Regions from separate parts of the Homo sapiens genome. Here region 1 is linked to region 2. A link is a contact called in ENCODE Hi-C or POLR2A ChIA-PET data. All regions are on one chromosome and are shown on one strand. The core of a region is the stretch at or near the end of the contact, and the rest is flanking DNA. Distances in the headings are between cores, read along the strand shown.

Region 1 (4,868 bases), core at 2,137-4,636, 220 kb before region 2:
TAAGTTATCCAATGAAATGGAGTTGCTTCTGAAAGGGCCTTTGACCTGTTTTAAAAACATCACAAGCACACATGTAAATGAACATGGCCAAGCTGCCTACATCTTTTCTGATGTTTCCTCAAATTCACTGTGAACACGACAACCAAAGAAGAACAAGATGCCATTTTTAGTGGGTCACTGGCTGGCAGTGGACACATTTTATGTGTGAAAATTGGTGTGTTGTGTGGCCAAAGAGGCTGATAGCTTTAGAACTGTGTTTCTGGCTGTGAGGTCTCAGAGTGCCCATTGTAGTAACTAGACTTCAGTAAATCCCAATTTCTAGGATAATCTTTTTCTCCTTTAACATTTTGGGCTGGATGGGGTGGCTCACGCCTATAATCCCACCACTTTGGGAGGCCAGGGTGGGTGGATCACCTGAGGTCAGGAGTTAAGAGACCAGCCTGGCCAACATTGCAAAACCCAGTCTCTACTAAAAGTACAAAAATTAGCTGGATGTGGTGGCACACACCTGTAATCCCAGCTACATGGGAGGCTGAGGGAGGAGAATCACTTGGACCAGGAGGCAGAGGGTGCAGTGAGCTGAGATTGCGCCAGCCTGGATGAAGAGCAAGACTCCATCTCAAAACAAACATTTTGTATTTCTTTTTTTTTTTGAGATGGAGTTTCGCTCTGTCACCAGGCTGGACCGCAATGGTGCGACCTCGGCTCACTGCAACCTCCGCCTCCCAGGTTCAAGCAATTCTCCTGCCTCCAACTCCTGAGTAGTTGGGATTATAGACACCCACCATCATGTCTGGCTCATTTTTGTATTTTTAGTAGAAACAGGGTTTCACCATGTTGCCCAGGCTGGTCTCGAGCTCCTGATCTCAGGTGATCCACCTGCCTCGGCCTCCCAAAGTGCTGGGATTATAGGCGTGAGCCACCGCGCCTGGCCAACATTTTGTATCTCACGGTTAATCTAGATACCTCAAGTTAGTCAACAGAGAAAAAATTATTCTGGGAAATAATGTTCCTTTCATTCCCAACCTGCTTCTAGTTTGACCGAAATGTGCTTGAGCCTCCTATAGTTTCAGCTAAAATGACCTTAAGGATTTATGTCATCAGGAGACAACTGGACCCTAGACTCTAGGAAGGTTCTGTGTCTCCTCTGCGCATCCCTCTGCTGCCTTGAGCAGGCCTTGCTGCCTCCCCACCTGGTCTTCCAGGCAATGGCTCCTGTTGTCCTGGCAAGGCTGTCATTGTCCCATACCAAAGTGGAAAACAGCGATACCCTATTATGGCAGTATAGGGTTTCTTGCAAAGAACTGTTTTCTAATTTTGAGATACAATATAATCCACTACAGCCACATGAAATGGTGGTATAACATATGCTTGAAAACATGGGAAGACAAGGCTGCTAAATTGTTAACTGAAAAAAGGCAGATTATTCAAATACAGAACATGTTGTTATTTTTTAAAATACAAAAATAGGCCAGGCATGGTGGCTCATGCCTGTAATTCCAGCACTTTGGGAGGCTGAGGTGGGAGGATCACTTGAGTCCAGGAGTTTGAGCTTGGGTAACATAGTGAGACCCCCTCCCTCCGTCTCTACAGAAAATAATAATAAAAAAATAAGCTGGTCATGGTGGTGCATGCCTATAAGTCCCAGCTACTCGGAAGGCCAAAGTGGGAGGATGGCTTGAGCCTGTGAATTGGAGGCTACAGTGAGCTATGACTGCACCACTGCACTCCAGCCTGGGTGACAGAGTGAAATTGTCTCTGAAAAATTAAAATTAAAAAATAAAAATATAAAAGTAATTGTATGATCTATGAATAATAGTATTACTTGATGGTTTTACATTTTCTTTTCTTCTGTTTAATGGTGTTGGACTGCCAGGGCAGAGGAAGACACGATTTTAAGGACAAAAATTCCCTTTGGGTTTATTTCAGCATTCAATTGGAATTCCTAAAATTTAGAGTCACAGACTGCAGAAGAGCTAACGTAACAGGCCTAACACTAATGCCCTTTGAAGGGCCTGATTTCCAGGTCAACCCTTAGCTGACATCTGGGAATTTGTGTGCGTTTTTTGTTTGTTTGTTTTTTGAGACGGAGTCTTGCTCCGTTGCCCAGGCTGGAGTGCAGTAGTGTGATCTCGACTCACTGCAACCTCTGCCTCCCAGGTTCAAGCAATTCTCCTGCCTCAGCCTCCTGAGTAACTGGGATCACAGGTGCCCACCACCACGCCTGGCTAATTTTTGTATTTTTAGTAGAGATGGGTTTTCACCATGCTAGCCAGGCCTGTCTCGAACCCCTGACCTCAAGTGATCTGCCTGCCTCGGCCTCCCAAAGTGCTGGGATTACAGGCGTAAGCCACCGCGCCCAGCCTGGGAATTTGGATTTCAAGTTTATCCCTCCCATTCCCAAACTGGTAAGGTGGCTTACCGTCCCTACACTGTTTGCACAATGTGTTTTCTTTATGAGGAACATCTGTTTTCCTTCTGGGAGTCGGAATTTTGGCATACGCTACACAGAGGGTGCGTATGTGGCCAGCCCCCAGAAAAAGCCCTGGGCGCTGGGTCTCTCATAAGCCTCCCTGGCAGACAACAGTTCACATGTGCAGTCACAGCTTGCTGGTGGAGCAATGAAGTGTATCCTGCGTGACTCAGCTCAGGAAGGGCTCCTGGAAGCCTACCCCTGGACACCTGCGGACTTTCCTCCATGTGCCTCTTCCCTTTGCCGATTTTGCTTTGCATCCTTTTGCTATAAAAAATCAGAGTATGGGCCAGGCACAGATGTGGAGGCTGAGACAGGAAAATCTCTTGAACCCGTGAGCCGAGATTGTGGCACTGCACTCTACCCTGGGAGACAGAGTGAAATTCTGTCTCAAAACGAAATCAGAGTGTGACTCTGTGCTGAGTCCTGGGAGTCCTTTGAGCGATCTAGGGTGGGTCTTGGGGACCCTAACACACAGACTCACAGCTGGAACAAAGATCACATTGGTGGCTTTCAGAGTCATTTTCATCCTTGAACCTTTTGATCATGGAAGCCAAGTACAGATGCTCTGGTCAAATGGAGGAAAGGGACTTGGGGGCCCTCACGGCTGCTCCTCTTCACAGGCTCCAGCTTATAGCTCAGTTGTTTCATTTTATACACGAGGAAGCTGCAGCCCAGAGAGGCTAAGTGACATGGTGCTAAGCGGGTCCCAGGCAGTGGAAGCCTGTTCTGTGTGCTCTTCATTAGAGCTTGCTGCTCAACAAGGCTGGCCCCAGGGTCCTGGAGCTGAGTTCTCCAGTGCTGGGCAGCCCTGCCCAGCTCTAGGATACAAGTGGCAACTCGCCCTCTGGGGGCTGACTCAGTGCAGAGAAGTGGATGGACTCCATCCTAAAAAAACAAAAGTATGGGCGGGCCCTTGGGGAGGGAGCATGGCAACACGGTGCCCTCGAGTGAAGAAAGCAACCAAAGGGTGGAGAAAAGCGTGGCCAGAGGGCCCATCCTATCTCTTGCATTTCCGGCACCGTATCCAGTTGGAGAGGACAGACTTGGAAGAGGCAGAGTCTCTCTTCTGGATTCTGCCAGGCTCCCTCTATTCTAATCGACCCAGATCTTGAGCTCTGATATGGAGAAATGATTTTTCCCTATTTCCTAGATGCTAAGTCTGTTTTTCAGTGAGTCTCACTCTTCCCAGTTTCATATTCCCCATAATGAAATGAAGAGGAGGCTGGGAACGGGCTCATGCCTGTAACCTCAGCACTTTTGGAGACTGAGGTGGGCAGATCGCTTGAGACCAGGAGTTCGAGACCAGCCTGGGCAACATGGCAAAACCCCATCTCTATAAAAAAAAATTTAAAAATATTAGCCAGGTGTGGTTGGCACAGGCCTGTAGTTCCAGCTACTCGGGTGGCTGAAGTGGGTGGACTGCTTGAGCCGGGGAGGTAGAGGTTGCAGTGAGCCAAGATGGTACCACAGTACTCTAGCCTGGGCGACAGTGAGACTGTCTCAAAAAAAGAACAATAATTAAAAAAAAAAAAAAAATGAAGGAGAAGTGCAGATACAAAGCGTGTGGCAGAAAAAGATGGTGGTCAAGAGCAGGGCTCTGAAGCTAGGCATCTCTGCTCTGCTCTGCTCTGCCAGTGATTCGCTGCTGACCTGAGGCAAGCCACTTAACGACTTGGATTCTCTCTCTGCAAACGGATTAGTATAAAGATGAAATGGGCCGGGCACGGTGGCTCATGCCTGTAATCCCAGCACTTTGGGTGGCCAAGGTGGGCAGATCACCTGAGGTCAGGAGTCTGAGACCAGCCTGACCAACGTGGTAAAAACCCTGTCTCTACTAAAAATACAAAAACTAGCTGGGCATCAAGAGCGAAACTCCAGCTCAAAAAAAAAAAAAAAAAAAAGATGAAATGAGATGAAGTATCTAAAATTCTGGCCCAGAGCCAAACACAAAGGAAGCTCTCAATAAATGTAAGCTCTTATTATCAAAAACCATCATAATGTTGAATTTAGGAAATCATGAAGTTCCCATAGATAACAGAACCTCCTTAAATGCAGCTAGGATAATTTAGGCACTGGAGATGCTTCAAGACCATGATGCTTTTTCCTATACTCCCCGAGGCTGACCAGGCCGCTCTGATGTCATGCACCTCTGTCAACGTGAGCACCTGCCACAGCCCCTTGTGGATTGCATTTCTGACCAATCTAAGCACCTGCAGTTCTCCACGTATGCCACGCCTTCTCATACCTGCTGGTACTGCTCTCTGGAAAGCTCTTTCTCCCTCTGTTTCCCCCCGATTTCGCATGTGCCCTTTTCACAAACTGTTCAAACATTTATACAGTTAAGCCTTGCAGGCTGTAGTTGTGGATTCCTCATGGAGAACCAGGCCCACTA
Region 2 (4,895 bases), core at 840-3,339:
CCCCCATGAATACGGAGGATTGGCTTTATATAGATGACTCCCTTTGCTTAAATACCTGGCTTCATGGTGATGGTGAGCATAGAGGAAGGACATCTTGGAGAAGAAGCAGATTTACAGAGAAGATGATGAGTTGGCTTTGGACACGTTGACTCTGATGTGCCTGTTAGATGTCTAAGGGGAATACCAGTGCTCAGACGAGAGGTCTGGCTGGGCAGGCCTTGGCTGGCAAATGGTAACCGAATCTGTGGGAGTGGATGCCATTGCAGTGTTTCTCTATGGAGTGTGGGTATTGGCATGCGAGGATGGACAGTTCTTTGGTGATACTGCCTTCTGTTTGGTCCCTCTGCCGCCATCCACTGAACACTAGTAACACAGCATCCACGCTGCTGTTGTGACAACCAAAGCCACCTTCACACATTTCCCAATGCCACTTCCCCTTAAGAACTTGTAGTCTAGAGAGAGAATCTAGAATGAAACATGAAAAAGGCCTATATTGAGATGTTGTAGAGCAGGGGTGTCCAATCTTTTGGCTTCCCTGGGCCACACTGGAAGAAGAAATGTCTTGGGCCACACATAAAATACACTAACAATAACGATAGCTGATGAGCTAAACACACACACACACACACACACACACACACACACACACACACACACACATCTCATAATGTTTTAAGAAAGCTTACGAATTTGTGTTAGGCTGCATTCAAAGCTGTCCTGGGCTGTGGGTTGGACAAGCTTGATGTAGAGGAAGAGGAAGTGGCAAAAAAAAAAAAAAAAAAAAGAAAGAAAGAAAAAGAAAAGCTGAGAAGTGGCCAGAGAGGGGAGAAAGACCAGGTGTTACACAAAGCCCAGAAAAGAGGGTGTTTCTAGAAGAGACGAGGAAGGCCAATTGTCTTGAACCTGTTGAGAAGTCAAGTGGGTACCTAGCAATGATGAGGTCAGTGGTGTGTGGGGAGGAGTGTGAGCTAGCGTGGGCTGGGGTGAGATATGAGTGGTGACCTGGCAGGGGTGGGTCTTTTGTTCACTCCTGTGTGTGCAGGTCCATGCATTCATACGTGATCACTGCACATCCTGGATTTTCTAGGACAGTACCATTTAAAAAAATGTAATTCTGGCTGGGTGCGCTGGCTCATGCCTGTAATCCCAGCACTCAGGGAGGCTGAGGTGGGTGGATCGCTTGAGCCAAGGAGTTCAAGATCAGCCTGGGCAACCTGGTGAGACCCTGTCTCTACAAAAAAATACAAAAATTAGCCAGGCGTTGTGGCACACAACTGTAGTCCCATCTATTTGGGAAGCTGAGGTGGGAGGATCACCTGAGCCCGGGAGGTCATGGCTGCAGTAAGCCATGATCACACCACTGTGCTCCAGCCTGGGTGACAGAGTGAGACAAAAACACTTAATTTTTTTTCTAACAAAGGCAATTCATTAAAAAGTCACTTAAATAGAATTAACTTTATTTTGTTGTAGTTTTCATAGAAATCATATAAAACAGAAAAAAATAATCAAATTAAGACCCCCTTGTCTTAAGTCTTAGTTGAGGAAAAAACCTTTTTTTTTTTTTTTTTTTTTTTTTTTTTTTTTTTAAAGAAACAAACCCAACTGAGGCCAAATATTCTAGTGATGCAGGCATTGCTCAGACGTGGTCTAAGAAGCGTGCAGCAGCTTCAAGGGGAATTCTGGAAGGGAATTCCCACATTTTGAGCAGTGGCCACATTCCTGGGATAGGCGTAGAAGAGGAAAGCAATCTTGGCCCAGGTGCTTCTGCAGTGCCTCTCAGGAGGTTGAATTATCCACTAAGGCTGAATAGGGGCCCTGGTCTTAGCGCCAGAAATGTGTCTGCCCGGAACAGGAGATATGATCATCTGGGTTGAAAATTAACTAGGGAAGGACATGGTCCAGATGATTAAATTCCTCAGCAACCACCGAGTCATCATCTAGCAGATTCAGTCATGGGCTGTGGACTTCAAGTGTGTATTTTTCAGCCTGTAATGTCTCAAGTTGCTCCACTCTGTACTTCTGTGTATGAATCACCAGATATGATGGATTTTGCCCTGTGTTTATAGCTTCACCTATTAATAGCAGGGTTGACAGTTGAAGAAAGTTGAAGCCCAACACACAGACACACACACACACACACACACACCCACACCCACATCAGCACTTATCCTTGTGCCACATGCTCTACTTTATCCTATCCTATCCTATCCCATGCCTTTCTTTTTCTTTTTTAAAAAATGTTGTCTGAGACTCACTAATTTGATGTGTCATGACTCAGCTGTACTTTGGAAAACATTGATTTTAGAAGGCGGCAAAAGAAACCTGCAGGCCATTGTGAAATGAAGGGGTGATTAGAAACAAAAACCAGTGAGGTTACTTCTTAGGTCAAACGGAGCTGTGCCGACACTGTGAAAGGGTCTCTCCTCGGGCTGCCCTTGTCCCAGCTGGTGACGAGGCTCTGCTTCTCCCATTCTTGGCCAGGGCAGCCCAATAGTAAGGTGGCCTACTGCTATGGCTATGTCTCAGGACAGGGCACCCCTAGTGTGAGGCTTACCCCACTTAGAGGTCAAGGGCAGACCACAGGTCAAAGCTCCATTTCACAGACGTTTAAGGGTTTCCTTTGCCTCCCTCCAAGTCAGTGTTTTCTGAACCCCTGCTCAGGCCTATTAGTGGGTCCTGAAATCAATTCAGTGAGTCCTACTAAGAAGAAATGGCATGAAATGGAACAGAATAGAAAATAGCAGGGCACATAGTACATAGGAGGGAAGTAGTGACCTGTTTTGTGTGTGTGTGTGTGTGTGTGTGTGTATGTGTGTGGTGTGCATATGGTGTTATTGTCGGGGGGCTGTGGGGTATGTGGTATGTGTGTGTGCTGTGTGGGTGGTGGATGTGGTATTTGTGTGTTATGTGTGTATGTGATGTTTGCATGGTGTGTATGTGTGTGTATGATGTGTGTGCCATGGTGTGTGTGATGTGGGTGAATTGGATTGTGATCAGAAGTGGCTTGACCCCGAGGCTAGAACTTCGGCACCCCCCACCCCAACACAGCCCCGAGTCTGTTGGGGTTGGTGATGCGATCTCACACCCCAGTGTGGGTTAGGTGACCCTCCAATAAAGCCCACAGTACCCTGCATTTCCACCATCGTGACATTGCGACCCGGTACTGCGGGTTTGCTTGTCCCTCTGTGTGTGTTTATTGGGTCCCTCTGGTGCCTCCACACGGTGGCATCTAACATTACTGAACTCGCTCCATGCTGGGCACCGCTGTTCGTGCCTTCCAGCCACGAATTCAGTGACTCATTCTCTCACACCAACCCTAAGAGTCAGCTACTATTATCACCTTCCCTATATTGTGGACAAGAAAATAGAGGCCCAGAGAGGTTAAATAACTTGCCCAAAGTCACACAGTAAGTGGCGAATCCAGGATTCTAACCCCAACGTCTGGTTCCAGAGCCCCTTTTGTGACCACAATGCAGAAGGCATTCAATGAGAATTGGTTAAGATTGTTAAGAGAATGGACATTTTGAAACTTAAAATTACAATTAAAATATGATTTTTAAAAAGGGTAGATCTTATTAAAGAGAGGGTTCAGGGGAGCTGCTAGAAAGGATTGGAAATGACAGGTGGCATAGGGGCTGGAGGGAGCTGGAGTTCCCTACAGATAGATGCCCACCATGGCACTGAGTGGGTTAGAGGCAGCGTGGGGTGTGGGATTGAGGGGTTAGGAGAGGGCTGCAGTGAGGGTGGGCACTGGGTGGCAAAGGAGAGAGGGAGAGAGACAGAGAGAGCACAAACTTCTGCCCCCTGAGGGAGGGCATCGGGAAAGGGGTGTGGGGAACAGAAATGCCAAAGCACTATTGTGAGGTCATTTGCTGTGGAGTATGTGCCGTAATTACTGAGCCACACCCCACCCTGCCTCTCTACCATACTTTCCAAGGAGCCCACAGTGCTTCTTTTGTGTGAGTGGATTCCTCTGGCAGACTTGAAGAAGTCCTGAGGTTACAATAGTGTAAATGGGGAGATCCAAAGACAGGATGCAGGGTCCATGAGTTGACATCTTGGGTCGTATATTAAAGGGGCTGAGCCAATGGCACTTCCATCTCCAAAGGGAAAGGCCCCTGCTGACTTCTGCAGTCTCGAATCAATGGCTGAGAGATTCAGTGTTAATTCAGAACTACCTGCTGTTTCATTAGACCTGCCCCTATCCCCCAACCCAGAGGGGTGTGGAAAGCTTTGCATTGGCCAGGAGTTGTGGCTCACGCCTGTAATCCCAGCACTTAGGGAGGCTGAGGCGGGAGGATGGCTTGAGCCCAAGAGTTTGAGGCCAGCCTGGGCAACATAGGGAGACCCCTGGGGGTCTCTACAAAAAAATTTAAAAATTAGCCTGGCATGGTGGTGTGCACCTGTAGTCCCAGCTACTCGGGAGGCTGAGGTGGAAGGATCATTTGAGCCCGGGAGGTTGAGGCTGCAGTGAGCCATGATCGTGCCACTATACTCCAGCCTGGGTGACAGAGCGAGACCCTATTCAAAAAAGAAAAGAAAATAATAAAAAAAAAAGGAAAAGAAAAGAAAGGAGCAAGCCTCCTCGCCTTTTGAACCCAGGCACTGGCTTTCAATCTCTTTGAGAAATTAAATTACACCTCTAACATCCTGGTACACTCAGCAAGTCACAGTAATCTTATGGTAAAGTGAGTGCACATAGAATCCTACTTTAAGCAAAGGGCTGTTCTTTCTGGGTCCCATCTACTATAATGGCAGTGGTCATGGTCTATTTTGCATGAAATCTCTTATACATGATTTTGTAAAGAAGGTTATAACAATATTTTTCTAATGATGTTTGTTTGCAATAAAGTGATTGTAGAGCAAGATAATCACTTTATTGCAAACAAGCATCA

The links. A loop is a pair of places that touch in the nucleus more often than their neighbours do. ChIA-PET counts read pairs that join two places held with the same protein, here RNA polymerase II (POLR2A). Pooled maps may share reads with other maps.
Region 1: a loop to region 2 is called in a map of PC-3, with 4 times the contacts of the local background. The contact joins two enhancer-like sites. A Hi-C loop is called at or near these places in 6 of 168 maps with a recorded cell type or tissue (MCF 10A, PC-3, posterior cingulate gyrus and 3 more), 16 of 37 single-sample maps with no recorded cell type and 8 of 50 pooled maps. POLR2A ChIA-PET finds 5 or more read pairs at or near these places in 13 of 52 experiments (AG04450, B cell, BJ and 10 more).

The regions. Positions count from the first base shown.
Region 1 is chr21:33,427,354-33,432,221 of GRCh38, reverse strand. It overlaps IFNGR2 (interferon gamma receptor 2), which reads right to left. Exons shown (of 7, transcript NM_005534.4): 5 at 1-45. Among named protein-coding and RNA genes, the nearest start is that of IFNGR2, 26 kb to the right of the region's middle. Within about 2 kb of position 3,386, at least 10 of the 41 ENCODE cell types and tissues checked have a DNase peak (open chromatin) inside an H3K27ac peak, as active enhancers do; they include PC-3, where a contact is called at or near this core.
Region 2 is chr21:33,201,150-33,206,044 of GRCh38, reverse strand. No RefSeq gene overlaps it. Among named protein-coding and RNA genes, the nearest start is that of IFNAR2, 26 kb to the left of the region's middle. RefSeq lists a silencer at 347-406. Within about 2 kb of position 2,089, at least 15 of the 41 ENCODE cell types and tissues checked have a DNase peak (open chromatin) inside an H3K27ac peak, as active enhancers do; they include PC-3, where a contact is called at or near this core.